Linked DNA regions of Mus musculus: region 1 is linked to region 2. A link is a loop called in an ENCODE intact Hi-C map of the cell type or tissue named here. Cell type or tissue: heart. All regions are shown on one strand. Each heading gives the region's core, and the rest is flanking DNA. Links, peaks and the distances in the headings are about the cores only. Region 1 holds the start of Ajuba (ajuba LIM protein). Region 2 has its middle 13 kb from the start of n-TRacg6.

The links. Peaks named below come from ENCODE experiments on the same cell type or tissue, not always from the same donor. Only the 100,000 strongest peaks of a DNase experiment are listed, where the experiment ranks them.
Region 1: a loop joins it to region 2, with 4 times the contacts of the local background. A loop is called at or near these places in 7 of 42 quality-filtered maps.

The regions. Positions count from the first base shown.
Region 1 is chr14:54,568,871-54,585,698 of GRCm38, reverse strand. It overlaps Ajuba (ajuba LIM protein), which reads left to right and starts at 8,038. Exons shown (of 8, transcript NM_010590.5): 1 at 8,038-9,467; 2 at 12,206-12,307; 3 at 13,866-13,933; 4 at 14,036-14,098; 5 at 15,192-15,322; 6 at 15,403-15,454; 7 at 16,155-16,223; 8 at 16,643-16,828. The coding sequence starts at 8,435. The coding sequence ends at 16,768. 4931414P19Rik (RIKEN cDNA 4931414P19 gene) reads left to right here. Exons shown (of 7, transcript NM_028890.2): 5 at 1-47; 6 at 608-720; 7 at 993-2,036. The coding sequence ends at 1,418. It also overlaps the pseudogene Rnu6-ps1. In heart, for the core only: a CTCF peak has its summit at 7,336; DNase peaks (open chromatin) are centred at 5,868, 8,108, 8,848, 9,858 and 2 weaker places; H3K4me3 peaks cover 5,266 bases; H3K27ac peaks cover 5,409 bases.
Region 2 is chr14:54,523,555-54,538,163 of GRCm38, reverse strand. No RefSeq gene overlaps it. Among named protein-coding and RNA genes, the nearest start is that of n-TRacg6, 13 kb to the right of the region's middle. In heart, for the core only: a CTCF peak has its summit at 9,527 (motif pointing left); a DNase peak (open chromatin) is centred at 9,533; H3K4me3 peaks cover 1,224 bases; H3K27ac peaks cover 1,195 bases.

The DNA of each region.
Region 1 (16,828 bases), core at 4,143-12,142, 48 kb before region 2:
GGAGCTGATGGTGAGCCCCCACAATTACACAGACAAGGAGCTGAAGGGTAAGGACGCTGACCCCCTCTGCTTTGGCTTCTGCTTGCCCCTTCTACTCCCTGTCCTTGGTCGGGAGGGAGGAAGCATGGGGATGATTTAGGTGGCATTAAAATAATGCACTATGAGGGCCAGAGAGGTAGCTTAGTGGTTAAGAGCATTGACTGCTCTTCCAAAGGTCCTGAGTTCAAATCCCAGCAACCACATGGTGGCTCACAACCATCTATACTGGGATCTGATGCCCTCTTATGTAATTCAGGTGTACATGCAGATAGAGCATATAGTATATATATATTTTAAATAGCTCATGACAACTCTGTATGTTACCTCATACCTGTGATTCCAAGGCTAGCGCCTCAGGCAAGAGGCTCTCTTCAAACCATAAGCCTTCTTTCCAAACCAGAAGCCAGCCCTTTTGACCCTGAATACTATGTCCTAGGGCCAAAAAAAATGACTCATGGGAAAGCCCAGGCTGCTGAGCGGTGGTTCTAACTGTCCATTCAGCAAGCACTGTACGGGCTGGGGACCCTTGTTCAAGAAGATTCTGTTTCTTGCTGTCTCCCTTCCCTAGGAGCCTGTGTGGCCTACTTCCTTACCAAGAGGCGAGAGTACCGCAATTCTCTCAACCCTTTCAAAGGCCTAAAGGAGAAAGAGGAGAAGAAACTTCGAAGTCGCCGATACCGGGTAGGCCTTCCTTTCAAGATCTGAAACCCTAGTTCCCAATGAGCTGTAATGTGAGGGACAGGCCAAAGGGTACAGTAGCTGAGAACAGGGTTGGCAGACTGGAGGTTAGACAGGCAGGTGGAGGGTGAGCCCACTCCAACCAGGACCTGACTTGAACACTGGTCTCCTTCAGGCACAGAATTGTTTACGTTTCCTTTATCCCGACATAAACCGTTTCTACAAACCAATGGTCTAATTCTCCCAATCCCTGCCCTGGGTCCTACCTTACTTAGCTTTTCGCCAATCGATCCAGTATCATGAGGCACTTCGGACCCGAGGACCAGCACCTGTGGAAGGACGTGACAGAAGAGCTGATGTCCGACGAGGAGGACAGTCTTAATGAGCCAGGTGTGTGGGTGGCCCGCTCGCCCCGATTCAGGGCCCAGCGCCTCACAGAGCTCTGCTACCACCTGGATGCTAACTCTAAGCACGGCACCAAAGCCAACCGCGTCTACGGGCCTCCCTCAGACAGACTGCCTTCTGTGGAGGCCCAACTCCTTCCTCCCGAGCTGTACAACCCCAATTTCCAAGAAGACGAAGGAGGGGGCAATGAGAAAGGACCTGTCTCCCCATCTTATGACCAGCCCCACAAGACATCCTGTCCTGACTTGAACTCGTTTATTGAAATCAAGGTGGAAAAGGATGAATACACTCTATAACAAGGCTAACTGGCTCCTCCCACTCTCCACATCCTGGAAAGGATGGCTCGGATTGGTAAAAGAAAATCTGCTTTTCTTAACATAGTTTCCACTTGAAGTGGAATAGCAGAACTTATGTAGAAGGCAGGGGAGGTCTTTCTCCCTGTGAATGGCAGCCCAGAAAATGTTTATCCCTAAGTATAAACAGTGCCTCAGAGGAGCCTGGGATGCAAAGGAGGATGGGCCAAAGAAACATGAGGCCTTGATCCATGTCGTGAGGCCTTGATCCATGTCGTGAGGCCTTGATCCATGTCCCCTCTCTGATTTGGTTTGCCCCCCACTCTCCCACCCCACCCCACCCCACTGTACCCCACAGCTCAGGAGAAACATTGCTGGTCTTGTGCTGCCCCGGAGGCTGAAGAGAGCAGTCCAGGGTCATACTGCCCCCTGGTGGGAAGTTTCAGTCATGGGCTTTCTAGTCTGAGCAGGGAATTATGGGCTTACCGCTATTTGGAATTAGGATGTAGATATGATAGTTATTGTTTGGATTTTTTAAATGATAGTTATTGTTTGTTGGATTATATGAGAAAAGTTTATTATTTCCATATTACACGTGAGGAAATTAAAGCTTAAACATTTTTCCTGTTGTTGGGCTTAGTGGCACACGCTTAGGATTCCAGCATTTCAGAGCTGAAACTGGAAGGCTGCTGTGGCTCCAAGGACAACCGGAGCTATCTAGTGAGTTCCTGGGTCGCCTGGGCTATACAGTGAAATCCTGCCTCAAAAAACAAAAGCAAAACCAGTCAGGCATGGTGGCACATGCCTTTAATCCCAGCACTCAGGAGATAGAAGCAGGTGGGTTTCTATGAATTCCACACCAACCCAGTCTACAAAGTGAGACCTTGTCTCAAAACAAACAATGGAAACAAACAGCACAAACAAAACCACTCCTGTGCCTCACTGACAGCTTCTCTTCCATTCTTATGATCAAGAAACACAGCTTTGTAGGCATCTCTTAGTCCTGCCAGCCAATCTGTAGTCAGAGGAAGGTGTATGTATATGCACACACAAACATTCCAAATGGATTATGAAGTAAAACAGCTCTAAACTCAGTTTGTCATTCAACAAACATTAAGACTGAGTGTGGTGGGCTTGTAATTCTGGCAATAGGGAGGCTGAGGCAGGAGGATCAGAAGTTTGAGGACACCCTGTCTCAGGGAAACCAAACCAAACCAAAACTAAACAAACAAACAAAAACCCAAACAGTAATGGGCCCTGAGGGTAAAGGCAATAGTATCAGGAGAGTAAGGTCTTCCTCGGTCACTCAACAAATTTGAGGCCAGCATGGGCTACATGAGACCCTGTCTGCAAACAGCAATCAACTGATTCCTCCGGTGCCGTGCACTGTGTTAGGGGCTGTGCGCACAAAGTTGGTAAGCTGAGACCATCAGGTTTCATTGAACAGTCAGGAAGCATGGTGACAGCGTAGGCAAATGACCTGCGATAAGGGCGATCACTGGGGTCACTAACATGCTTGTGTAGCTGGGTGTGGCCTATCAGAGACAGTGAGGTTTAAAGTAATACCTGGAAGAGGGGGAGGCATTAACCAGGAGAGGGGCAAAGGCCAGGAGGACGAGCCAAACAGACCAGGCACAGAAGTCCAGAGGCAAGAGTGAGTGCAGGCAAGGGTTGCTTCTTCTGTAGATGGTTAGAGGAGGACATGACGCCAAGGAAAGAGCCAGGAGACCATAAGTCACATAGCGACATACAGTCGTTGGCTGAGGGGCAGCAAGAAATTACAGAGAGGAATTAATTTGGTTTGGAAATGTGGGGGAGGGGTGTTTCCTGTAGCCCAGGCTCACTCTTGAAATCATCATGTAACCAAGGATAACCTCCAGTCCCCAATCCTTGTGCTTCTTCCTCTCATGTCACCCTGCTGGTTTTTCGTGGTGCTGGAAGTTAAACCCAGGGCCTCCAGTGTAATGGGCAAATATTTTACCAAATGAGCTACACCACAGCCCTCACTGAAACGCTTGAGATGACGAGACGATCATTTTTGTGTATGGTATGACTCTCTTGACCTCAGGATAGAAGAGGGCTGGGAAGCAAGCCTGACTGTGTCCTGCCATTGGGGTAGTGAGGGTGGGGGATGGGGAAGGGCGGGCAAGCAACCGAGGTGTCTAGGAAGCAGAATTGATACAACGAGGCTTGCAGGATTTGGGTAGGCTTGAAGATGAGAAGGAAAATGGTCTGGAGAGATGACTCAACAGTTAGCTCTGGCTGCTCTTCCAGACAACCCAGGTTCATTTCCCAGCCCCCACATGGCAGCTCGTAACCACCTGTAACTCCAAGTCCAAAGGCCCCTCCGCTGGTCTCCTTGGGCACCAGACATGCTTATGGGGTACAGACGTACACACAGGCAAAACACCCATTAAGTAAAATCACAGTGAGAGACAGAGAGGGGAGGAGAGAGAGAGAGCGCTATGGTTCTTTCTCAGCAAAGAGTGGTTGTAGGCATGCGTGGGGAGAGGGGCTCAAGTTAACACAAATATTGGGTGTTTCCGAGGCTATCAAGAGACGTGTTAGCATTAGCATGGGGTGGTTATCATTGGCTTATTTCTTGTGGCACTAGAGACTGACTTTTGAACCAAATACAGAGTCAGCAGTAACCCCCACTGAGCTATACCCTCAGCCCTCTCTTTACTTTTATTTTGAGACAAGACAAGGTGTTATTATCTTGAACTTAAGAGCAAATCTTGAATTTATGATCTTCCTGCCTCCAGCTTCCTCATAGTAGGACTACAAGTACCCATTGTCACACCTGGCCAGTCATTTGAGGTGTTTTTGTTTTGCTTTTCTGGTGTTTCAATACAGGATGTCCTGGAACTTGCTCTGTAGACCAGGCTGGCGTCAAGCTTAGATCCACCTGCCACTGTCTCCTGAGTGCTGGGATTAAAGGTGCTGCCACCACCAGGTTGTCATTTGAGGGTTCTTTTATTTTTATTTATTTATTTATTTTTAAATATGTAAGGCTTCACGAATTTGTATGTCATCCTTGCGCAGAGGCCATGCTAATCTTCTCTGTATCGTTCCAATTTTAGTATATGTGCTGCGGAAGCGAGCACTTTTATTTTTTATTTTTATTTATATGAATACACTGTAGCTGCCTTCCAACACACACCAGAAGAGTGCATCAGATCCCATTACAGATGGTTGTGAGCCACCATGTGGATGCTGGGAATTGAACTCAGGACCTCTGGAAGAGCAGTCAGTGCTCTTAACCACTGAGCCATCTCTCCAGCCTCCGGGGGAGGATTGTTTATTTATTTTTTTAAATAATTATTTATGTATATGGGTACACTGTAGCTGTCTTCATACACTAGAAGAGGGCATCAGGATCCCATTACAGATGGTTGTGAGCCACCATCTGGATGCTGGAAATTGAGCTGAAGACCTATGGAAGAGCAGTCAGTGCTCTTAACCACTGAGCCATCTCTCTGGCCCCTGTCATTTGAGTTTTTAACTGCAAAAAAGTCTGGGTTAAGAAGTCAGATATGGGGCTGGTGAGATGGCTTAGTGGGTAAGAGCACCCGACTGCTCTTCCAAAGGTCCTAAGTTCAAATCCCAGCAACCATATGGTGGCTCACAACCACCCGTACTGAGATCTGATGCCCTCTTCTGGTGCATCTGAAGACAGCTACAGAGTACTTACATATAATAAATAAATAAATAAACAAATAAATAAACAAATAAATCTCAAATGACAGCATGCTGGGGGTTTAAAAAAAAAAAAAGAAGAAGAAGTCAGATATGTCAGCTGGTCAGTGGTGGCTGGCACACACCTTTAATCCCAGCACTCAGGAGGCAGAGGTAGGCAGATTTCTGGATTCCAGGCCAGCCTGGTCTACAGAGCAAGTTCCAGGACAGCTAGGGCTACACAGAGAAACCATGTCTCAAAAGACCAAAAACCCCAAAACCAAAACAAACAAAAACAAACCAAAACAAAAAAGAAGCCAGCTGTGTATATAGAGTATTATTACAGTTTTTGGTGATGAAGAAGGCTTGCTAAAGTCAGGCCTGGTAGCATGTGCCCGAAGCTCTAGCATTCAGGAGGCAGAGGCAGGAGGATTTGATTTTGAGGACAGCTCTCACAACAGTCAAATTCTGTATCAAAACAAAGGGCATGGTGACTTAGTGGCTCTGCTGGCAAGCATGACAACCCAAAGACCTTCATGGTAGCAAGAGAAATGTAAGTGGTCCTCTGGCTTCCACATGAGCATCAAGGGGTGTGCTTGCATAAGTGCACGTGCACGTGCTCACACACTCATACACACACACACACAGATACACACAAACAAATATAAATATGATCAAAAATAAATAAAAGAGGGCTGCTTCTGGAGCTCCAGCCCCAGGCTGGACTTCCCCTGAGGGCATGAGCCTACTGGGTGGGGCGTGCTCCATCAGGGCGCCTCTTTGTCCTCTAACAGGAAGTTTCTGCTTCCTATTACCCCAGCTGTTCGTCCCAGCTATGCCCACTGTAGCCAAGCCAGACTTTGGGTAGGCCTTTTTAGGAGCTTCAAAACTTTTCTTACGTTTTCCTCTTCTCTTTCATCTAGGGTGGTGGTACACAGCTTTAATCAGCACTTGCGAGACAGAGACAGGAGAATCTCTGAATTCAGGGCCAGCCTGCTCTACATACCATTCTAGGATAACACAGAGAGACCCCATCTCAAAAAACTAAATAACAGGGTCACTTTCCTCTTCACCCCCAAAGTCAAAACTTCTAAATATTAGAGGTGTGCTGAGACCTCAGACATCCCTGGAAGACCCTCAATCATCCTTGCATCAGGGGGTAGGGGTGGGGGTTGGGCAGGACCCTCATGCTAGTTGTGAAAAAGCTGCCCACAATGGGTTGCAACCTGACAGGTTACTTCGTTACTGATGTTTTTAGCCTCAGAGGAAAATTTAGAGATCAGAGAAAAGCTGTAGTCTTGACCAGGGACAGACTGGCTATCTAGAGAAATCAATTCTGAGTTAAAATACAACTTAGACAAAGAGGTCAGTTTCCTTGTCCTTTTGGTGTGGTTTGGGGACGCCCCGTAGCCCTGACTGACACTGAACTCACAGATCATCTTGCCTGTGCCTCCCTGAGTGCCTGGGTTAATTGCAGTGTCAGAATCCCTGGCCTTTTTGTTTTGAGAGAAAGGTTTATGTAGCACAGGCTGTCCTAGAACTCACTACATAACCCAGACCGACCTCAAACCATCTGTTCTCCTGGCTTCAGACTTCTCAGTGCTGTGAATAGGTACGCAATGCCTGCCTTCTCCTCCCCACTCCCTAGGGATATAAAATTATAAAAGATTCTCAAAATATACAAATGAAAATAATATGCATGAGTTGTGTGCGTGTCATTTTCATAGACCCTAAATACAAAAAGGAAGCCAGATGTGGTGGCCCAGACCTTTAATTCCAGCACGTGAGAGGCAGAGGCAGGCAGGTCTCTGAGTTATAGGCCAGTCTGGTCTACAGAGTGAGTTCCAGGACAGCCAGGACTACCCAGAGGAACCCCACCCCCACCCCCACCCCCACCCCGTTTGGGGGTGGGTGGAAAGAAAGTAATTTCCCACCATTTCCTATCTCTCACCATCTGAGGTGTTATTTTTGGATAGAAAACAAAAGCTGCCTGGTTCTGGTTTTAGTCAAGCGTGTCTTTCCTTGATCATTGGTCATTATTACGTCTTACCCCTTTCCACCCTCAACATTTATCTAGTCCACTCCCCTTAAGAATGGCTGTCCACTCTGCCATCAGCCTCTTATGAGGAAGCCATGAGAGGGTCGGAGTTGGGAGAGTGTAACCTTGCCTGAAAAAATCACACTTTTTGATCTCTAGCCACCTAAAATGCTCGCTAAAAGTTTCACTTCTCAACACCAGGGGGTGTCTCTTCCCGTGTCTCGCTCTATTGCCCTTAGGGTTGCCTTAGTCCAAAACCTTTCTCCGTGTTTTTATGTACACACTAAATCTTCCTCTTGTCCCTCTAGCGACAGGGATCAGCCTGTTATTTTCCTCGCTTCTTTTCATATAAGCACATAAACCTCGTATCCTCCCACTCCACCATCAGAGAATCATGGGGCTAGAAAGTGCTTTTTTTATTGCAGCTTATCTGTTTGTCTCTCAAGTCTCCGGACCAACTTGTCCTTTCCCTGCTTTATGCATTCGTTGGTCTTGCAGCTCCCACACTTCTTGCCTGCGCCTCCTTGCCTCTCAGAGCTATCTTTACACACGGGTCTCTGGACCTCCTACATATCCACCTTTCATCTTCCTCTTACGGTTGGCCCCCTGTCTTATCACTTCTGTGACATCTCTCACCGTCTCCCCCGCAGTCCTCACTCTAGGAACAGTATCACGATATTTCTGTAGAACAAGCCCTTTTCTTCCCAACGTTGATGGATACATTCCACAGTGCCCCTCCGCGCATTCCAACTGTAAACAAAGAGTTCCTTTTCACTCCCCCTCCCCCAGTCTAAACTCTTGAATTTTGTGGACGCAGCTGCCCAATCTGCCCCTTGACCTTTTACGTCCTGTCTGCAGCTCTCCACCTCGGAGGCAGCTTCCACAGTTCCCTGCTTGTGATGCCCAGGAAATCCTTGCGCGGACACCTCAACCCGGGGTGCACACCGCGCTCCGCCCTTCCCGGAAAGTAGATCCGGCCAGGCAGACAAAAGTTTGGAGAAGTTGGGTCCGTGCAAGTGAGAGCCAGGGGGGCGGGCCGGGCCGGCGGGCGGTGGCGCGAGCGGACGCGTGGACAGACCTGCGGAGGACAGCCGCTACCGTGGGCCCTGCCAGCCGCGCGCGGACCCTCTCGCTGGGGCATGCTTCGGGATCGCGGGCACCCGGCACCTGGGCCGCTCGCTGAGCCCCCGTGAGTGACTTGCATCCCAGGAATCCGAGCCCCGGGGAACTCGAGCCCGGCCTCTGGCCGAAACACTGCAGCGTGCCGGGCGAGGAGGGGGCTGCAGGCCCCAGATCCGTGGGCATGGAACGGTTAGGGGAGAAAGCCAGTCGTCTGCTAGAAAAGTTGAGACTCTCGGACTCCGGCAGCGCCAAGTTCGGCCGCAGAAAGGGCGAAGCGAGCCGGTCTGGGTCTGATGGGACCCCCGGAGCAGGCAAGGGACGCTTAAGCGGGTTGGGGGGACCTAGGAAGTCAGGACACCGTGGAGCGAATGGGGGGCCTGGAGATGAACCTTTGGAACCGGCCAGGGAGCAAGGGCCCCTGGACGCCGAGCGGAACGCACGCGGCTCCTTTGAAGCGCAGCGCTTCGAAGGGTCCTTTCCCGGGGGGCCGCCGCCCACTCGAGCCCTGCCTCTGCCTCTGTCGTCGCCTCCTGATTTTCGGCTGGAGACCACGGCTCCAGCCCTTAGCCCTCGCTCCAGCTTCGCCAGTAGCTCGGCCAGCGATGCGAGCAAGCCATCTAGCCCCCGGGGCAGCCTGCTGCTGGACGGAGCCGGGGCCAGCGGAGCCGGAGGTAGCCGGCCGTGCAGCAATCGGACCAGCGGCATCAGCATGGGCTACGACCAGCGCCACGGGAGCCCGCTGCCCGCGGGGCCGTGCCTATTCGGCCTCCCGCTGACCACTGCTCCTGCGGGCTACCCTGGAGGGGCTCCGTCCGCCTACCCGGAGCTCCACGCTGCCCTGGACCGACTATGTGCCCATCGGTCCGTGGGATTCGGCTGCCAGGAGAGCCGTCACTCGTACCCCCCGGCCCTGGGCAGCCCCGGAGCTCTAACCGGAGCCGTGGTGGGAACAGCGGGTCCTTTGGAGAGACGTGGGGCGCAACCCGGACGACACTCGGTTACAGGCTACGGGGACTGCGCCGCGGGGGCCCGTTACCAGGACGAGCTAACAGCATTGCTGCGTTTGACCGTGGCTACCGGTGGGCGAGAAGCGGGTGCTCGCGGGGAACCCTCGGGGATTGAGCCGTCGGGTCTGGAGGAGTCTCCTGGTCCCTTCGTTCCAGAGGCCTCCCGATCACGGATACGGGAGCCAGAGGCCAGAGAAGATTACTTTGGTAAGTAGGAAAGAAGAAGCTAGGGAACCGAGAGACCGGTCAATGTGTGCGGTTACCCATCGCCCCGACAGCACAAATTGCTGGGGCCGGGAGTTGCAGGTGGAGACCCCAGATTTTTCTAATATGGAAAAGGGCGGACCCTAGAGCACTTGCTCAGTCCAGCCAGGTTTCTAATGGAACCAGGCTGATGATCCCTGACAAATTCAACTCTTGATTTTTCTCGGGAGTCCCATTTTTCTCAAGCATCGTGGCACGACGGCCTGTCGCAGTAGGAGGCCTCGGAAGGAGGAGGAGGCGCTGCGGGGCCAGGAGAGCATCCTCTCGCGCCCCCCTCGCGGCTGGGCTCCTGCAAGCTCCGGCGTGCCGCGCCCCCACCCGCTCCTTGCTCCACCCGTAGGAATTCGGGGAATGCGCGGGGGGCGGGGCGGGCGGCCGCGTGCGTGCCGACTCCTGCCCTGGCGCTCCAGGTGCCGTGGGCGACGCCCGCCAGGCGGAGGGGTGGGGAGCGTGTGCTTGCGTTGGGGGATGTTTGCTAGCTCCCGCGCAGTCTTGCCTGCTGTCGGGGAAATGGAGCCTGATAGGGAAGCCTGATAGGAAAGCAAGGATTCAAGTCCTGCCCGGTCCCGCCCCAGTCCTGATGGTGAGGTGTGTGCTGGTGGCCTTTTAAAATAGGCCAGTACCTATCCGCCTGTTTTCACCAGTTTCCGGAAATCAGGGCAAAACCAGTGACCCCGCTTGAGACCATTACACCTATTCCGTATGACTACCAAGTTTTACCTGTCTGAGTCCCTCCATAACTTGACCAGCATCCAGAAGGAAGTAGCCCTGCCTCCCTGCTCCTGTTGAGGAAACCTGGCCATGGTCTCTCTCCAATACTCGAAATTTTAAAGAAGTGTCGATCGCTTGTTAGAGCTGGGCGGTGGGGTGTTATCAAAACTCACAGACATTACTTAATTATAAAAAGTAGTCAGGATTTAAATGTGTACTCCCACTCGCCCCTGGACTCTGGGGGGTCTCCAGTTTTCCAAGTAACCTCGATTTTTTTCCCCTAGCATTCAAGTTCCTTTGCCCCTCCCCCCACGGCTAGTCGTCCCCCCTCCCCCCCAGAGAAGGATAACTGGAAGTTCAAAGGTAGCAGCAGAACCTTAGTAGGCTAGAATTCAATACACACACACCTTTTTTTTCACCTTCTAGGGAAGGGGGGACGCAGGGCAGACGATATAAATCACTTTGATCAAGGGAGACAGTAGCAGGGCCCATTTAGGAATTTCCTTTTGAGGCCCAAGAGTGAGCTGGGAAAAGAAGCCTCACTGGCTAAGCCATCAGAGCCCAAAGTAAGAAAGGCTCAGAAAGTGCTGTAAAGTGGCAGGAAGAAGCTAGGTGTGGATGCTCTGTGAGTGGAGGTGAGGCAGACGTGCCTGAGCATCGTCCTCTTTCCACAGTATCTGTGGCTTCCCACAGAAAGGCTCTGCCAGGACCCCCTGGCATGGCAGTCTTGGGCAAATTTCCCTGATCCTGAGAGAGAACACACACCTTTTGAACTCAGAAATGAGGCCAGGTTGCCTCCTTTGATAGCCCCTTACAAGCAGCTCTGTGTCCTAGTGCTAGCCTGATGCTAACCCTTTTCCTGCTGCCTCTGGTTAGGGGCCCTCTTCCTTGGCTTCGGCTCTGCCCAGCTGCCAGAGGGTGGGAGCAGAACAGGCCTGGGCCCATCAGTTGCTGCAGCTGCTGCACCAGCTCCCAGAGCCCCTGGGCAAAGACTGGGATGGGCCCCAACAGGCAGAGAGTGTGGCACTGTGCCGAGGGGGAGAGGTGGGGCAGGCCCGTTGGGATCTGCTCCCCAAAGACAGGTCTTAGCCCTCAGTCATGGGCCTGGAATTGGGGAGTGGAGGGAAGGAAGAACACGCCCAGGAAAGGCTGGTTCCAGAACCAGGTGTATGTATGCAGCTTAGTGGAGAGTGCCAGGGAAGAGCAGCTAAGCCCTGTTTTCACGGGGCAGGAAGGAGGTAGGGTCTGCTACCGACCCCTCCCCTCAAGTCCTATACAGTCCTCGTCCCTGAAGACCCAACTATGTTCTTAGCAGTAAGTACAGGAGTGTTCACGTGGCCCATCTACATAAAAAACCCATTGCTAGGCCAGATCAAGTTTTATGAATGGTAAAACTGAACTCCCAGAAAGACTTAAGGGGGCCTGGGTTGCTTCCTTTAGGAAGTTTTTCACGCCCCCCAGGTGCTGCAGAGCCCCTGTGTGAAACAAAGCGTCTTTAACTTAGCCGTTTTTTAAATAAATTAGGTAGTATGCTAAGCACCAAAGACGTGTTTGAAGAGTATCCGGTAATTGATAAGAATGGATCTGCCTAGTCAAGAGCGTGCCGCATCCTACTTCTCTCTTTAGGTTTTGAGACAGGGTCTTAGCTTGATCTCAGGCTTCACCTGCTGGGTAGCCAAGGTGAGCTCCCTTTGTCCTGCCTCTATATCCTGAGCGCCGGCCACTCTCACACCCATATTATTTGGTGCCAGGGATGGAATCCAGGGCTTCCTCCATGGTAGGCAAGCATTCTACAGGTTGAGCTTACAGCTCCAAACCCCCTCCCCCTGCACCCCGTTTCTAGTTACCCTATCTTCTCCAAAGGAGACTGTGCCCCTTGGCACATCAGGCAAGAAAGCTTGGGGATGATTGCTTGGGTTTGGGCTGGGGAGATAAGAGTGTGACTGTCCCCCCGACTCTTCTTATCTCAGGCACCTGTATCAAGTGCAACAAAGGTATCTATGGGCAGAGCAATGCCTGCCAGGCCCTGGACAGCCTCTACCACACCCAGTGCTTTGTCTGCTGCTCCTGTGGTGAGTGTACCTGCAGCTTAAGCCCCCCACCCCCACCGGCCAAACCCTGATGCAAAGGAGCACCTGCCAGGACCCATGGCTGTCCCATTCCCTTGTCTGAGCACTAGCTACCTGCCTTGTCCTCCCCCGGGGCTGTCTCTCAGCCTCCCTGCTCCGTCCTCTGAACCTCTCTTTCTCCTGTGCCTCCCTGCCGGCCCAGCTTTGGGCTCCAGCCCCACCTCTTCTTTGGTGAGGTTTGGTCTTGGGCAGCAGAGTTGCCTGGGGCGACGGTGAAAGACTGGAATGTGGGAAGGGCGGGGTGTGGGCTGGGGGAATGGGGAGCTTTGGGGGGTGCGGGAGGGGGTTTTTCTCTTGGCTGGTCAGAGTTCAGCCACCTCACTAGAGTGGAGGCCATCGGGCCATGCCAAGCTGATGACATCACACCGGAGGAATGTCTGCTGCTGCTGTTAGCTCAGGAGGCCCTCGGTGGGGGTGCTCCCCCCCCCACACCCTCCCTCACCTCTCATTATCCCTTCCACACTGCTTACCCGGTCTGATTCCTGCTAACCCTCTAATCTCCTATCTCTGCCTGTCTGACTCTACCACTCAGCTTTTCCCTTCCTCCCCCCACTTCTGCCTGCATCTCTCTGGGCTGATCTGGCTGCCCTTTCCTTTAGGCCTCTTCCTGGTGTGCCCCCTCTTTTCCTCTCCCATGTCAGAAAGTGAGCCTTTCTCGACGACCCCCCCCAGCAGAACTGGAACTGGGGAGCCTTCTCCTTCTGCACTCTGTTCTTCTTGCTGTCTTTGACCGCTCAGATCTGATGGAGTAGCTTCAGATCCGTTGGAGTAGCTTCAGATCCGATGGAGTAGCTTCATGGGTGTCAGGCTAAAATGGTCTGCCATGTAGAGTTGGGGAAAAAAAATCCCAGGAGCCTCTGACCCCAAAGACTTGTGTTCCTTGAAGCCCTCAAACAAAGCAGTAGCTTCCAAAGATGCCCTGACCACCACAGAGGCTAGACAGACGCGTGAGAATAGGATGGCTACAGTGAAATGAAGAATCCTGGGCTAAAACATCCCAGAGGCTAAGGCCTGGAACCAGTGTTCCATGCAAATCAAATAATACCTAGTCTAGTCAGAGCTTCTTAGCAGGTACACCAGCCTGGCCTGACCTTGGCTCTCTCTTAGGTGGCTCCCCATGCCTTGAGCCCTGAGGAGGTGTGGGTGGCAGACAGCTATTGAAGACACAGGAGCTAGAGGAGGAAGGAGCAGAAACGTTGTTCCGCTGGAATGAAGCCAAAGCCAATTGGAATTGTATCGTACTGGATTTTTTTTTTTCCTTTGAGGCAGGCTTTACTGTGTGTAGGCCATGCTGACCTTAAACTCTTGGTCTTTCTGTCTCTGTCACATGGATATGGGGTTTTTGTTTAGGAAGGGAAAATAGACCACACTTAGGAGGAAAGCTTTAAATAAAGTCCAGGTCCAAATGTCCTGTCAGGATTGGGGAGCAGGGGCCAGAAGAGGAAGAGCCCTGTGTGGGGGCTCCAGCGTTAACCTCCAGCGCCTCCTCTGCTGCTTCTAGGACGAACTTTGCGGTGCAAGGCTTTCTACAGCGTCAATGGCTCTGTCTACTGTGAGGAAGACTATCTGGTGAGTGAAGGGCCGAGGCTTGGCTTTCACAGTGGGACCCCGGCGGCCGGCGGGTTCCATCACAGTTTTCAGCGTGGTAACTCTGTCCTGTCTCCTCTCTAGTTTTCAGGGTTTCAGGAGGCAGCTGAGAAGTGCTGTGTCTGCGGCCACTTGATTCTAGAGAAGGTAAGGAACGCCCCTTCAGCTGGGTTTTGGGGGCCACCGGCCTGAAGGGCAAGAACTAGTGGCATTGCAAATAGAGAGCCTTTTGCTAGATGGTCATTTTCTTACCCGTCCTCCCCAAAGCTGCCTCACGGTGATCCCCTGTGAGAGCCAGTCCGTAGTCTCAGCCTCCAAGGGCGTCTGTGATCTGTCCCTTCCCTGATTCTGGACACAGCTGCCCTCCAGCCTGAGCTACGTGAATCGGCTCCCTTTTCTGCTACTGGTCGGAAACAGCTGGAACTCAGCTTTCTTTTCTGTATAAGAAGAAGGAATTGGGTTAAGGTTTACAGGATCCATGATCCTTGACTGTTGCTGTCTAGTAGCTACCTGGGAAGAACTGACAAAAGGAATTCATTCTGGCACCCACCTCAAATTGTAATAAAAAAGAGGGGTGGTCTGTTAGTTGAGCGAATGCCACAAGACAGCCTGGGCTCCATCCTCAACCCTGCGCAAACCAGCCGTAGTGCGGCAGAGGGTGTCGGGGTCAAAGCCATCCTCAGCTATGCGGTGATGAGGTTTGGGTTTTCTCTCTATTTTTTCTTCTTGGTTTTGGGTTTTCAGGTAGTCCTGGCTGTCCTGGAACTCACAGAGATCAGCCTGCCTCTGCCTCCCAAGTGCTAGCACTAAAGGTCTGTCCTGCTGCTGCCAGGCTCCATAGAGGTTTTTTTTGTTTGTTTGTTTTGTTTTTGTTTTTGTGGGTTTTTTTTTTTTTTTTTTTTTCCCGAGACAGGGTTTCTCTGTATAGCCCTGGCTGTCTTGGAACTCACTCTGTAGACCAGGCTGGCCTTGAACTCAGAAATCCGCCTGCCTCTGCCTTCTGAGTGCTGGGATTAAAGGCGTGCGCCACCACGCCCGGCTTCCATAGAGTTTTTAAGGCCAGTCTTAAGATACTTTTGACCCTGTCTCCAAGAAAGACTCCTTGGTCCCCTCAAATTAGGTAGCATTCTTCTAGGAGGACTGGGGGTGGGGTGGGGTTGGTGGTGGAAAGGAACGTGATGGGTAGCTGGAGAGAGGCTGTGGGGACACTGATCCTTCTCCCGCCCGCCCTGTGAGCTAGATCCTCCAGGCCATGGGGAAGTCCTATCACCCGGGCTGCTTCCGATGCATCGTATGTAACAAGTGCCTGGACGGCGTCCCCTTCACTGTGGACTTCTCCAACCAGGTGTACTGTGTTACCGACTACCACAAGTGAGTCTGACCCCTGGGAGGAAATGTGGGCCTGGGCCCAGGGAGTCCTCAGCCTCACTTATCACTGTCTTCTTTTTTAGAAATTACGCCCCGAAATGTGCAGCCTGCGGACAACCCATCCTCCCCTCAGAGGTCAGTGTATCCAGAGTTCCTCGGGGCGGCCAGCGCTGCCGCCTCTGGGGAGGAGATGGGGACATGCAGCCTGGCCCTTGGGAAGTGGCACTTCGAAGGAATGTGCATTCTGTGAAAGATTCCCGTGTGACTCTGCTCTTGGGGTCACCACCCTGACCTAAACATCCGGACCTAGACTAGCTGGGCCCAGGCTCCATATCTTCTGTCCCCCGTACAGAGAACAAGGCTTTCTTTGGAAGTCAAGGTCACCAGATACAGGGACTGAAAAGGGGTGAAACTGTCCTTAAACTGGTAAAAAAAAAAGGGACAGGGATTATTTGAGCTGTGTGTGGAGAGGGTATGTCTAGAGGAAAAGCTACAGCCTCTTCCTTATATTGGCTTGTGCTCAGCCTTTGCCTTCCCCTGCCCCTCCCCCTCCCCCCTGCTTCTCAGCAGGAGGAAGCTAGCAAGTAAGGCTGAGCCCCTGTGTGTGGAGGGGAGCTAGAGGCCTGGAGGCATGGACAGTGCCAGGGTAGTGGGTAGCATTCTGGTAGGAGTTGCTTAAAAGATCTCAAAGCTACATGTTAGCTACGTGGAATCTAACTGCGGGAAGAGGCCTTTATAAACCCTCTTGATGGAGCAGGAGGGTTTCTGTGGTATGGGATGGGGATTTGGGGACACCATGCTCTGCTTATCCCCCATGGGACTCTACGTGTTTCAGGGCTGTGAGGACATTGTGAGGGTGATATCCATGGACCGTGATTATCACTTTGAGTGCTACCACTGTGAGGTAAGTGTTGGGGTTCGGGGATGATGTGGGGAAATCGGAATTTGGAAGGGGGATTCTTGGAATGACTGGGCATCTGTGGGAGGGATTTAGGATACAGAAAACCAGGACACTGCAGTGACCTATGTCCAGTCTCTCTTGTCCTCTAGCTTTTCTTTCTAATCCTAGTTCTTTTTAAATCTGGAATCTGGCTTCCCCAGCCTCTGAACTGCTGGAATGGGGCTTGTCTCATGATTTCTGCTGCTGCAGCGACCCCTGGTGTCCAGAAGAAGTATTTCTCGGGTTTTCACTTCAAGTCCACCCTTTCACCCTTCACCCTCCCTGGGGCCTTACCACTCACTTGTCCAGTCACCCGGAGTCTCCCAGGATGGCCTCAGGGTAGGGAGCCTGGGTGGAAGTGAACCAGTTGCCTTCTTCCCTAGGACTGCCGCATGCAGCTGAGTGACGAGGAAGGTTGCTGCTGTTTCCCTCTTGATGGACATTTGCTCTGCCACGGCTGTCACATGCAGCGCCTCAGTGCCCGGCAGCCCTCTACCAACTATATCTGAGCTGACGTTACTGCTGCCACCACCACTGTGGAGAAACTCTCTGGCCAGCGGAGGCAAGGA
Region 2 (14,609 bases), core at 4,976-12,975:
AATCAATCTGAGGAGACCCTCCCAAGGATCAGCGAGACCACGATTCGGATGTAATCAGCAAGAGGCTTTATTGGGAACACGGGTACCCGGGCGACTCAGTCTATCGGAGGACTGGCGCGCCGAGTGTGGGGTTTTTACCCTTTTTATAGGGCTGGGGAGCAAAAAGCGCGGGTACAGAAGCGAGAAGCGAGCTGAGTGGTTAGTTCAAATCAAGGCTTGGGGTATTTCCTGGTCATTTGGGGAACCTGAAACTGAGGTGGGACTTTTTCAGAAACTGTTGCTGGTTCCGCCTTATCTGGGTACCATCTGTTCTTGGCCCTGAGCCGGGGCCCAGGTGGGTACCATCGGTTCTTGGCCTTGAGCCGGGGCCCAGGTGGGCACCATCGGTTCTTGGCCCTTGTCCTAGTATTACTCAGCCTTGATTTTTAACTGTTAATCTTTAACTGAACTTCCTTGTAACTTTTGAGAACTCAGCTCTGGTACTTTTTCATGCCTTGCAAAATGGCGTTACTGCAGCTAGCTTGCTAAGCCTTATGGTGGGGTCTTTCATTCCCCCCTCTTTCTGGAAACTGAATAAAATCTTTTATTCACGTGACTCCACTTCTTCTGGATCTATTGATTTGAGTTGGTGATACTGTTGGGTCAGAACCAGGGCCTGCACCACCGAAATTCTGTCTTTTACAAACTGGACCAAGCGGTTGAGAATACAGGGTCCGAGGAGTAGGATTAATAAAAGTATTATCAAGGGGCCCATAATGGTGGATATCAAGGTCGTGAACCATGGGGACCTGTTAAACAGTCCCTCAAACCACCCTTGTCCTGATTCGAACAATTTTTGTCTCTGGTTTAACCTTTCTCTTAGCTTTGCCATGCTATCTCTCACTACGCCAGTGTGGTCCGCGTAGAAACAGCATTCTTCTTTTAGGGCAGCACATAATCCTCCTTCTTTTAGGAACAGCAGATCTAATCCTCTCCGGTTCTGTAGGACCACCTCAGACAACGAGGTCAGAGACTTTTCTAGGGCACTGACTGATTTTTCTAAGGCCCCAAGGTCTGTATGTATGGCTGCCTGGAGCTGCTCGAATTGTTTGGTGGCCACTAGGGCTGTAGTCCCTGTTCCTACTCCTGCAGCTATGCCGCCCATAGTAAGTCCTCCCAACAGCAGGGCCAGAGTTAATGACACCGGCTCTCTTTTATATTTGGTTTTTCTCTCAAACTGGCCATAAACATAACCAGGGGAGTGGTAGGTCACCTTTGGCCAGAGCTCAACCAGGACACAGTAATCGGTGGTGAGGTTGAGTACAGTAGTAGATAGGCAGGGAGTGAGCCCGGTGTTGCAAGCCCAGATGGTCCCGGCGGGAGCAGCCAGATAGTAGGACCCGTCGCTCGTCTTCTGGGTGGTATTACACAGGGCCTGATGGGTTTTGGGAACTGCTCCTACGCAGAGTCCCTGTCCGGTCACTTCGGACAGGGTCAGCTTGTGTTGGGAGGCCACGGAGCAGTTAGCTGGGGCAGAGGTATGGTTGGAGTAGGTACCTAGGACGGCAACCCCTTCGTAGTAGGGGGGTCCCGATACCAGACACAACCAGCACTCTTGGGTTTTGTCAGGACTGGTGAGGTTGAGTGCTTGGTAGGCTCCGTCTACCAGATTTAGCAGCCTGTCTCCCGTCCCAGGCTGTTGAGAAGGCGGGGGAGCCCCAGGTACCATAGAGACCGTGCCTGAAGGAGGAGGATGAGGAGGCCTGGGGAGCATGATCTGCACGGGTTGGGATGGGGGTAGCTGGTCAGTGATCACGGGATTAGGCCCAATGGGGACGCGGGGTCCTACATTGAGGACCTGGCGGGTCAAAGAGAACCGGGTCACCGGGTCGGCCCCTGTGGATCGGTAGAGTCTTAGTCCCCAAACTTTGGGGGCATCCCAGCTGGCCTTTTTACCCGCGTCAGTGAATTCTAAGACTAGGGGGTTGCATCGACCCCCCGGTGTGGCACCCTGGACGCCACTGGAGACCGAGGAATCATAACAGGGGCCCTGATCCTTAGGAGTGTTTCCTCGCTTAAGGGAAATTAGGTCCCATGATGATGATGGCTTCCAGTATGCCTGTCCAGTGGTCTCACATCCCCATTTGCCACAGTAGCCCTCTCCCGGCCCTCCACACCCTATTGGTACAGTATGACCGGGGCAAACATAGAAGTCATACAGTCTTGTCCTTTTTCTTCCCCCGGGAGAGCGGCAACCATCTCCATCTGGGTCATCCCAATCCCAGTAGTCTCCTACTAAATCACACAGGTCAAAATATAGTTTAGGGAAGGTGTCTGTCATCGTCCCCAGGAGGGAGGTGGCGTTAGCTGTTTGTCCTGTCATTAGGTTGGTAACTCTCCAAGTAACATTGAAGACCTGGTGAGGGCTGTCACGTTGTACCGAGGCTCCTGCCCTCACTAAGATCCCCATAACTATCAGGGGGCCCCACGGGTTAATCTTATCTTTAAGGGATTTTGAGAACGCTGGACCTTCCATGCTGTTCCGGCCGGAGGAGTTGTCGCCGCCTTTACGTGAGCGGCGTGTATCCACGCAGAGATGCCGTCTACTTTGAGAGCGGTGGGGGTGGTCAGCAGGACGGTGTAGGGTCCTTTCCAGCGGGGTTCTAAGTTCTTAGTCTGGTGTCGGCGTACCCACACGGCGTCACCGACGCGGAAGGGGTGTGGTATCACTGGCTGATCCAGCTGGTCCTGATAAGCAGCGGCCAGTGGCTTCCAGACCTCTCGTTGTACTGCTTGGAGGGCCTGTAAGTGAGCTTGGAGAGAGGGACTATTAGTTAACTTTGACATTTCAGGATCATGAAAATTGACAAGGGGCGGGGGTGCCCCATACAGAATTTCATACGGAGTAAGTCCATGGGGGCCCGGAGTATTCCGGGCTCGGTAGAGGGCCAGGGGGAGTAGGAGTACCCAGTCTCTAGTGCCAGCTGCAAGCGTTAATTTGGTTAAAGTCTCCTTGATTGTCCTGTTCATTCTTTCTACCTGACCTGAACTCTGGGGTCTGTAAGCACAATGCAGTTTCCAATCAATCCCCAGCAACTTGGCCACCGACTGACTTACCTGGGAGATGAAGGCAGGCCCATTATCTGTCCCCAATACCTGGGGCATCCCGAATCTTGGAAAAATTTCTTCAAGCAGCTTCTTGGTCACAACCCTGGCAGTTTCACGCTTGGTTGGAAATGCTTCTACCCAGCCAGAGAATGTGTCCACAAACACCAGGAGATACTTATGTCCATACAGCCCTGGCTTAACTTCGGTAAAATCGATTTCCCAATGGGTGCCGGGTCGGTGTCCCCGCGCTCGCACCCTTGCTCCGATTTTGGCTTTACTAGCATTTACTTGAGCACAAGCTGTACAGGATTCTGTTACGTGCTGGAGAGTTCTATCCCGATTTAACATGTAGTAGGGGCTCTCTTCCCGGTCAAGGAGTGCCTTCATCTTCTGATAGCTGAGGTGGGTGAGCCGGTGTAGGGAGTCTAAGAGCTCAAAGGTGAATTGGTCAGGCATTACAGGTTTTCCCTGCAGGACCCAATACCTTTTGTCCTCATCGTATACGGCTCCCAGTCTCAGAAGGTCTTTTCTGTCAGTCTCTGTGTAGTGGAAGTAACTGGGAGTATACGGGGACGAATCCTCTATTAAGAGCGTGGAAGTTTCTGTGATCCCTCTCATGGCTGCCTCCCTGGCTGCTTGATCCGCCATTCGGTTGCCCCTGGCTTCAGCACTGTTCCCTTTTTGGTGTCCCGGGCAATGGATAATACTGAGCCTCTTTGGCAAAAAGAGGGCTTTCAGCAAGGCTAGGATCTCGCTTTTGTTCTTGATTTCCTTGCCTTCTGAGGTCAGCAACCCCCGTCTCCTATATATTTCCCCATGAACATGGGCCGTAGCGAAGGCATAGCGGCTATCAGTGTAAACATTTAGCTTCTTACCTTCTGCCATTTTCAGGGCTTGGGTGAGTGCGATCAGTTCGGCTCGCTGGGCTGACGTTCCAGCTGGCAGGGCCCTCGCCCAGATTACCTCGGTTTCAGTCGTCACTGCTGCCCCAGCCTTTCGCTGTCCTTCTTGCAAAAAGCTGCTCCCATCGGTATACCAGGTGTGGTCGGCGTCTGGGATGGGCTGGTCGGTGAGATCCGGTCTGGTTCCATGCGTTTCAGCCAAGATCTCGAGGCAATCATGGGGGGCTCCTTTTTCCGGTAGAGGGAGCAAGGTGGCAGGATTGAGGGCCACCACTGGTCCGAACTGAACTCGGTCAGTGTCTAGGAGCATTGCCTGGTAGTGGGTCATGCGGGCGTTGGATAGCCAGCGGTCAGGGGGTTGCTTGACCAGTGCCTCTACTGCATGGGGGGCCAGGATGACTAGCGGCTGTCCCATAGTTAGCTTGCCTGCATCTTTTGTCAGAACGGCAATGGCTGCTACCATCCGTAGGCAAGGGGGCCACCCAGCTGCCACTGGGTCTAGCTTTTTGGACAGGTAGGCCACAGGCCGACGCCAAGGTCCCAGTTTTTGCGTTAGGACGCCTTTGGCGTAGCCCTGCTTCTCGTCGACAAAGAGTTCAAAGGGCTTAGTCAAATCTGGCAATCCCAGGGCGGGGGCAGTTAGAAGGGCCTGTTTGATTTCTTGATAGGCCTTTTGCTGGTCTGGGCCCCAATTAAACAGAGTCCCCGTTTTGGTAAGAGGATACAAGGGGGCTGCCATTTCCGCAAACCCAGGGATCCAGAGGCGACAGAAGCCTGCCGTCCCTAGGAACTCCCTTAGTTGTCGAGGGGTCTTCGGAGTAGGCTGCCCCATCACAGTCTCTTTTCTGGCCTCAGTCAGCCATCTCTGACCCTCTTTCAGAAGATACCCCAGATACTTGACCTGTTTCTGGCAAAGTTGGGCTTTCTTGGCCGAGGCCCGATACCCGAGGTTTCCTAGGGTTTGTAACAGGGCCCGAGTACCTTGTTGGCAGTTGAGCTCAGAAGTGGCGGCCAGTAGTATGTCATCCACGTACTGTAGCAGGATCAAGTCTGGGTGCTGGATCCGGAAGTCTGCTAGGTCTCTGTGTAGTGCCTCATCAAACAGGGTGGGACTGTTTTTGAAACCCTGTGGGAGTCTGGTCCAGGTCAATTGTCCTGAGATTCCCATCTCTGGATCTCTCCACTCAAAGGCGAAGAGAGGCTGACTGGTGGGGTGGAGTCTCAGGCAGAAAAAGGCATCCTTTAAATCAAGCACAGTGTACCACTGGTGGGACGGTGGGAGCCCGCTCAAGAGGTTGTAAGGGTTGGGCACGGTGGGGTGGATGTCTTCCACCCGCTTGTTGACTTCTCTCAGATCCTGGACAGGCCTGTAATCATTAGTCCCTGGTTTCTTAACGGGTAGCAGGGGCGTGTTCCAGGGGGACTGGCAGGGTATCAGTATTCCCTGGTCCAACAGCCTCTGTATGTGGGGCTTGATCCCCAGTCTGGCTTCCTGTGACATGGGGTATTGTTTTATGGACACGGGGGTAGAGGTTGCCTTTAGAGGTATAATCAGAGGCGCTTGGCGAACTGCCAGTCCCATGCCCCCGGTTTCTGCCCAGGCCTGGGGAAAATCAGAAAGCCATGTTGACCCTAGAGAAACATCCGGCTCTTTTGAGGTCTCATGTAGCCGATACTCATCTTCTATGTTTAGGGTCAGCACGTGCAGGGGCTGCCCCATTGGTCCCACAACCTGAGCTCCTGATCCCTCGAAGTGGATCTGGGCTTTTAGTTTAGTCAGCAAGTCTCTTCCTAGCAGAGGATAGGGGCAGTCTGGTACATGGAGGAAAGAGTGGGTGACCTTACCGGTAGCTAGATGTACTTTGCGATCCGTGGTCCAGCGGTACCGCTTTCCTCCAGTAGCCCCTTGGACCCAGGCAGACTTGTCACTTAGGGGTCCAGGATTTTGGGTCAGCACGGAGTGTTGGGCCCCAGTATCTACCAGGAAGGTGACGGGTTGCCCCCCGACTTTGAGGGTTATCCTGGGTTCAGGGGGGGGCTCCTGACCCTGACCTCCCTAGTCACCTAAGGTCAGGAGGGAGGTCTGGGGCCTCGGTCCTCGGGGCCCTCGTGGCTTCTTTGGGCAGTCCTTAGCCCAGTGTCCCTTTTCTTTGCAGTAGGCGCATTGGTCCTTATCAAGTTGGGGCCTCCTCCGCTCTCCCCCCTGTCTATCCTGCCTCTGACCAATAACTACAGTGGCCAAGAGCTTGCTCATCTCTCTATGTCTTCTGCGGTCCCTTTCTTTCTCTCTCTGCTCATCCTCTGCCCTACGGCGTTCTTCTTTTTCCTCTGTTTCTCTCCTGATACGTTCCTCTCTCTCTTCCGGGGTTTCTCGCTTATTAAAGATCCTTTCAGCTTCCCTCACTAAGTCTCCTAAGGTCTTGCTCTTTAAATCTTCTAACCGCTCTAACTTTCGCCCGATATCCGGGGCAGACTGCCAGATGAATGACATAGACACATTGGTTTCTTGCCCTGGGTCCTCAGGGTCATAAGGAGTGTACCTGCGATAGGCCTCCTTGAGTCTCTCTAAAAAGGCTGAGGGAGACTCATTAGGTCCCTGGGTTATCCCTTTTACCTTGGCCAAATTGGTGGGGCTCCTGCCCGCGTTTTGGAGACCCGCTAAGAGCAACTGGCGATAGAGGACTAGGTGGTTCCTACCTTCTGTAGTGGTGTAATCCCAATCGGGGCGTTCAAGGGGAAAGGCAGCATTGACTTCATTAGGCAACTGAGTGGGGCGTCCATCATTGCCCCGGACTGCCTTTCTAGCCTCTAGGAGCACCCGCTGCTTTTCTTCTCCGGTCAGCAGGGTCCCCAACAACTGCTGACAGTCGTCCCAGGTGGGCTGGTGGGTGATGAGGACGGACTCAATCAAGGCCGTCAATTTACCTGGGTCTTCAGAAAAGGAAGGGTTATTATTTTTCCAATTATATAAGTCTGAGGAGGAAAACGGCCAATACTGAAGCTGGCCATCTCCCCCCATGCGGAGTGGGAATGCCTGGGAGGAGGTGGAGTCCGCTGCGGGAGGGTCTCTCCTTCCCCGCAGTCGAGACACCATGGGAGAAGGGGGGGAAACCTCGGAGGTGGTGGCCGCCTCTTCTTCATCGTTCCCTCTGGCAGAGGAGGAAGGTTGTGCTCCGTACGGCGGGGGTCGGTGGTCCCTGGGCAGGGGTCTCCTAATCTCGGTGGAACCTCCAAATGAAAGACCCCCGAGGTGGGTAGTCAATCAATCTGAGGAGACCCTCCCAAGGATCAGCGAGACCACGATTCGGATGTAATCAGCAAGAGGCTTTATTGGGAACACGGGTACCCGGGCGACTCAGTCTATCGGAGGACTGGCGCGCCGAGTGTGGGGTTTTTACCCTTTTTATAGGGCTGGGGAGCAAAAAGCGCGGGTACAGAAGCGAGAAGCGAGCTGAGTGGTTAGTTCAAATCAAGGCTTGGGGTATTTCCTGGTCATTTGGGGAACCTGAAACTGAGGTGGGACTTTTTCAGAAACTGTTGCTGGTTCCGCCTTATCTGGGTACCATCTGTTCTTGGCCCTGAGCCGGGGCCCAGGTGGGTACCATCGGTTCTTGGCCTTGAGCCGGGGCCCAGGTGGGCACCATCGGTTCTTGGCCCTTGTCCTAGTATTATTCAGCCTTGATTTTTAACTGTTAATCTTTAACTGAACTTCCTTGTAACTTTTGAGAACTCAGCTCTGGTACTTTTTCATGCCTTGCAAAATGGCGTTACTGCAGCTAGCTTGCTAAGCCTTATGGTGGGGTCTTTCAATACTTTCTCTTGGTAATTAGTAGATCTGGAAATCACAGGATAGTTCGTCCTGCTATTTCTGACAGCATACAGCTTCCTTATTTAATTAGATGTTATCCTGAATCAAACTAGATTTTGGTATTTGAAGTAATAGGATGATAATTTTAAAAAGAAACGGGTGTGCTAGAGAGGTGCTTCAGTGGGTGCGAGCTCTTGCTGCTCATGCAGGTTGCCAGCAGTGGCACTGGGAAACTTAGAACCCCCTGTGACTCCAGATGCGGGGGATCTGGAGTCCTCTCTGTTTGCTTTCATGGGCACACAGATACGCATGTACTCACACACACTCACACACACAAATAAATAAAAATAAAATAGAAGCTGGGGTGGAGTGGAACACACTTATAATCCCAGCACTAGGGAGGCACAGGCAGGAGGATCTTGACTTGACGCCAACCAGAATCGTTTATGGTCAGTCTGAACTATGTAGTGAGATTACCTCAAAAACTATATCATCCTTGGAAGGCAAACACTAACAGATACACGACAGATGTGCAGGTTGCTTCCTGTTCACCCTATTAAGGAATGTTTTGTTGAATCTTTTCATGTGTATCTTGCCCAATTTATTGTCTTGCTTTATTTATTCTTTTTAAAAGATTTTTAAAGATTTACTTATTTTATCTTATATGTATGAGCATTTTATTTGTATATATGCCTAGTAACACAGGTGTGCCTGATAGGGGTCAGAAGAGGGTATCCATGCGATGAAACTGCCTGACATGGTACTAAGCATCGAACTCCGATCCTCTAGGAGAGGTGTCCATGCTTTAACCAGTAGTCTTCTCTCCAGCCCCAAATGCAGCTTTTTTATTTGGCTGCCAGCTATTCTCTCCTGAGCCCCTCTGCCCTTTCCTTTTTTTGTTTGTTTGTTTTTAGAGATTCCTTTTGCTTTTTGCTGGTATTACAAATTAATGTGCTCATCTATTTTATGGAAAAAAATAATTACTGGGTATATGAATATTGTTGATTTTTAGTGTGTGTGTGTGTGTGTGTGTGTGTGAAAGAGAGAGAGACAGAGAAAGACAGACAGAGAGAGGGTGGGGGGCTTTCAAGAGGGTCTCACTATGTAGCTCTAGCTGGCATAGAACTTGCTATATATAGAGATTCACAGAGATCTGCCTGCCGCCCAAGTCCTGGGATTAAGAGCGTGTGCCACCATGCCAGACATGAACTCAGTTTTGCAAGAAAACCAAACCAAACCAAAAACAAAAAAACACCTTTCAAGGAAAAAAGAGGGAAAGGGACAAAAGGAGTGCCTACCCCCGGAAGCAAGCACTGCTATGTCTCCCTTGGTCCTTTCGTGCTTTCCCTTACTGGAGACAGAAGTTGGCCTGTGGTGCCGCGGTGGAATAGGTGGGAAGAGGCTCGGCAGGCACGCGGACCGGACGGCTGAGGTTTGTTTGGTGTGGTGGCTCCTGGCTACCCTCTGCTCACACCTTTCAGAAACCATGTACTATTTCACCTCTACTCTTCAGTGGTTCTAGCTCCTCCCTTTACTTGCCCTCTGCCTGTCTGATAAGTCTAAGTGATTGTGATAAGAGAAGAAAATCACTTCCAGAAAGTGGAGTAGAATCACACTGGCAAGAAAACTCTGGGCCTCTTGGACAAACTCCGTGTTCTCAAGGAAGGTTGAATTTGAAGCTCAGCCCTGCACTAGTCCCAGATTCCAAAGGTAGAAAAACATCGCCCCCTAGAGGCCAGCCTGGTCATCGTCGACGGAGAGCGGAATCTCTAGGGTCCTGTCATCTGAGCTCTCCCCTCACTAACATTGTTTGACCTATTCTGAGGGACCTCAGCAGGAACAAAAACAAGGTTTCCTTATACATTGTGGGAGAGATGCAGAAATGCACGAAATGCAATTTATTTGGGTATTTAGCGATGAAAGTGGGGTTCGGGCACCAAGAGAACAGCTGGATTTTCAGTTTGAGTGCAAGGAGAGGCATTTTTAGTAGGTTAGGACAACATGGGTTTCATTCTAGCTAGAATGTATCTGGTTACCTTAAGCAACTATCAAAGAATCAGGAGCATTTCGGGCCGGGTATGGCTGCACAGTACCACACGCCACCCTAAAGGCTTTGCTGTTTAAAGTCTGCTTGGAAACCACTGAGAGTACCTCTGAAGTTTTAGTATGGTAGCTAGGACAGAAACAGCTGTGAATGCCAGGTCTTGGTGGCTCATGCTGTAAGCCTCGCGTTTGGGAGGTTGAGACAGGAGGATCATGAGTTTGAGGCTAAGACAGGATATATATAGAGGCACTCACATAAAAAGAAGAAAGAAAGGAAGAGAAGGAGAGGAAAACCTGGAAGCAAGAGGTGAGGAAGAAGGGTAGGGGTGAGGAAAGGAAGGAGGGAAAGAAAGAGGGAGACAGAGAGCAGAAGAGAACGCCTTCTAGCATCAGCACCAAATGGCAACATTCAGCTGGGGGAGGGGCAGTAGAACTGGTCAGGGAAGATCTGTTCCCCATGTACTGTGTCAGAAGGACTGGAAAAGAACAATGACCTGCAGGGTTTGAGGGAAGTCCCGGAAAAGGCCTTACAACTCCTCCTTCTAGTACTTCAGAACCCCGGGGAACAAAGGCTACAGAGACCGGGCTCCTTGGAGCCCGCTAGAGCCAGAGGGACCTGAGAATTTCATTATAGCACAGTATTCCCCCATCAGTGCTGCCGTTATAGCCTTGGCCAGAGAAGCCTCTTTCTGCTGCAGCGGTCGGTCAGCGCAGACTCCTGAGGATCAAAGTGCTGAGACTGCCTGGAGCCCAGCTTATCGCTCCCGGATCCCCCAGAGGGTCAGGGTACAGGGAAGAAGAGGGTCAGAGGAGCCCTGTGAAGCGCTGTCCTCTGGAAAGGACACGGCTGTTAACACTAAGGAACGCACGGCAGTGGTGGCTCCTCTTTAGGACCCGTACAAGGTGGAGGCAGCAGACGTTCCAGCACGAAGTGGGGGTGGGGGGTGGTGGGGGGTGGGGCTTCATGGAGAAGAGCTGAGGGGCTGCTGGCAACCTATGGCTGCTCAGAGAAGGGAGTCACTTTTCTTTGGGGATGTAGGCTGGTACATTACCCATACTGCAATGGATGGTCCCACAACTATGTGCATGCAGGAGGCACTAATTGGACTCAATGGGTTTATTTATTTATTTATTTATTTATTTATTTATTTATTTATTTATTTATTGTTGTTGGTTTGTTTTTGTTTTTCAAGACAGAGTTTCTCTGCATAGCTCTGTCTGCCCTGGAACTTGCTCTGTAGACCAGGCTGGCCTCGAGACTCAGAGAGATGTGATTGCCTTTGTCTCCTGGGTGCTGGGACTAAAGGCGTGCACCACAAGCGCTTGGCTGGATGGGTTATTTTAACATAAGACAGGAAGGTAGGAGGGAGATGCTTCAGGGTCCAGGGAGATTGGGAGGGGAGGGTGAGAGTTGGATATGATCAAGACATACCGTATAAACATATCAAAATGTCACAGAATACATTTAAAATATCAAAAAAAAAGTAAAGGAGGGGAGAAAAGGAAGCAGGCTGCACTTGTGCATTGCTAAATCTGTACACTTTTTAATTATAGGTTAACCAAATCAACAGATTCAACATATTGTCTCACGGGCTCTGGTATTCAGTCAGCCCTAAATTTGAAAGGAATAAGAAGCTAGGGTCACTGGAAAAGGAGCTGTGGCTATACTGGGGGCAGGATCAAGCCTTGGTTGCAACCCCTTTCTATAGAACAAGGTTTTAAGGGGCTGGGAACACGGCCCAGCAGTTAAGGAAGGGCACTGCTTCCTTTTGCAGAAGATCCAGGTTCAATTCCCAGCGCCCACATGGCAGCTCCCAACTGTCTCCAACTTCAGTTCCCCAGGATCTGATGCCCTTTCTTGGCTTTTGAGGGTACCAGGCACACACATGGTATACATATATACATACATACATACATACATACATACATACATACATACATACATACATACTTACATACATACTTACATACATACTTACATACATACAGGCAAAGAAAGCACTTACACATATAAAACAAAGTAGATAAACCTAGCAAACAAAAAGCCTAGGGCTTTGAAAGTTTTCTAGGTCGCAGATACACTTTATTTTTGTTTAAGATAGTGTCTTTGGGGCTGGAGAGGTGGCTCAGTAGTTAAGAGCACTGACTGCTCTTCCAGAGGTCATGAGTTCAATTCCCAGCATCCACATGGTGGCTCACAACCATCTGTAATGGAATCAGATCCCTTCTTCTGGTGTGTCTGAAGACCGATATGGTGTAATCATATAAAATAAGTAAATAATTCCGAGAGAGAGAGAGAGAGAGAGAGAGAGAGAGAGAGAGAGAGAGAGAGTCTTTCATGGTGTAGTCCAAGTTGGTCATGAACTTGTAGTGATCCCCTTGCTTCTGCCTACTAAATTCCGGGATTACAGGCATGAACCCCTATGCCTATCTTGTACATTTTAGTGCTAGACATTTCCCATGTTAAAAGTGAGCCTGGGAGCTCGAGAGATGGCTCAGCAGTTAAGGGCACTGACTGCTCTTCCAGAGGTACCAGAGGTACTGAGTTCAATTCCCAGCAACTACATGGTGGCTTACAACCATCTGTAATGGGATCCAATGCCCTCTTCTGGTGTGCCTGAAGACAGACAGTGTACTCATATACATTAAATAAATACATCTTAAAACAACAACAACAGCTGGGCGTGGTGGGACACGCCTTTAATCCCAGCACCCGGGAGGCAGAGGCAGGTGGATTTCTGAGTTCAAGGCCAGTCTGGTCTACAAAGTGAGTTCCAGGACAGCCAGGGCTATGCAGAGAAACCCTGTCTCGAAAAACCAATCACCATCACCAACAACAACCAGAAAACAGGAAACTGATCCCACCACACTTCTAGCACTCCGTAGAGTGAGGAACCCTGGATTACACCGTTGTGATCCCAAATCAAACAAGTAAGACTCACACCTATAATCCCAGCATTTGGCAGGCAGAGGCAGGAGGACTCTCTCTCGGGAGGTTGGTTAAAGGCCAACCTGAATTACAGTCAGTTTTAGACCAGCCAAGGGTACCCAGCAAGATCCTGGCTTAACAACAAAATAACTAAAACTTATTAATTCATTTCTCTTTTACATACATTTATATTTATTTTATGTGTATGAGTATTTTGTCTGCCCATACATGTGTGTACCAGGTGCTGGAGGAGGTCAGGTGAGGGCATCAGACACACCTCAGCCACCCTCAGAAGTTGAGGGACAGGGAGTGAGCTGCCATGTGGGCGCAGACCCTGGGTCCTCTGTAAAAGCAGCAACTGCTCTTGACCACCGAGCCACCATCTCCCCAGCCCCTACTGATTTCTTCCTTCCTTCCTTCCTTCCTTCCTTAATTTCTTCCTTTTCTTTCTTTCTTTCTTTCTTTCTTTCTTTCTTTCTTTCTTTCTTTCTTTCTTTCTTTCTTTCTTTCTTTCTTTCTTTCTTTCTTTCTTCCTCTCTCTCTCTCTCTCTCTCTCTCTCTCTCTCTCTCTCTCTCTCTCTCTTTCTTTCTTTCTTTCTTTTTCGAGACAGGGTTTCTCTGTGTAGCCCTGGCTGTCCTGGAACTCACTTTGTAGACCAGGCTGACCTCAAACTCAGAAATCTGCCTGCCTCTGCCTCCCAAGTGCTGGGATTAAAGGTGTGCACTAATACTGCCCCTCTCCTGGATCACCTTTTGACAAATGCTATTGTAAATATAAGGAAGGACCTTGGAATCTGAAAACTCGACCTTTTCCCATCTGGCTTTTCCACAGTTAGGCATCATTTTACTCAAGATACCCTTACCTCTGTGTTCTTGTCTGTAAAATGGACATTAATGACCTCATACGGTTATATCTAGGGGACTGATACTTTGTAAAAAGCCTGACACATGGCAATGCTTAATAAATATCTGGCTGGTGTGTGTGTGTGTGTATAAGAGAGAGAGAGAAAGAGAGGGAGAGGGAGAGGGAGAGAGAGAGAGATTGTGTAATTCCTATGAGGTAGGACTAAGGGCTGAGGTTAGCTAGCTGCAGAAGCCTACAGAGAAATGGGGTGAGTGAGAGAGGGAGAGGGAGAGGGAGAGAGAGAGAGATTGTGTAATTCCTATGAGGTAGGACTAAGGGCTGAGGTTAGCCAGCTGCAGAAGCCTACAGAGAAATGGGGTGAGTGAGGCAGACCGACCAGGACCCAAGCCTGTGTTTGTACATATTTGTTTAAAGAAATGTTGTCAATGTACTATAAACATGCTCATTAATGAGAAATCGGAAAACATTGTTTTATCCACACAGTTGAGGTCATTCTGCACGTTCCGTTTGTAATCTGTGTCACTTAATGGCGCTATGATGAGCTCTTCCCTACATTAGTCAATTTTCTTTGGCAACATTGACTTTAATAGCTGCATAAGACCTCACTGCATGCATGATTTACTTAACCATGGCACTCTCCATTATCTAAGCTTGCTTCGTGGTTTTAAAAAAGCCTTTAATGAGAGCCTGGAAAGATGGCTTCTGTGGGCCCATGACATCCAGCGCCCTCTTCTGGTACGTAGAGAAACGTGCAGACAAAACATCCATAAAGGAGTTTTTAAAAAGTAGGCCTTTTTTTTTTTTTTTTTTTTTTTTTAATGCCATCACTAAGTATTTTCCTTGGTTGATCTTTTATCCTAGTGTGTGAAGACCACTGAGGCCAGCTTTCTAGAAGTAATTTATAAGGGATACGTGTGGTGTTTGGATAAGGACGGCCCCTATAGTCTCATAGATTTGAACAGTCACCTGAGAGGA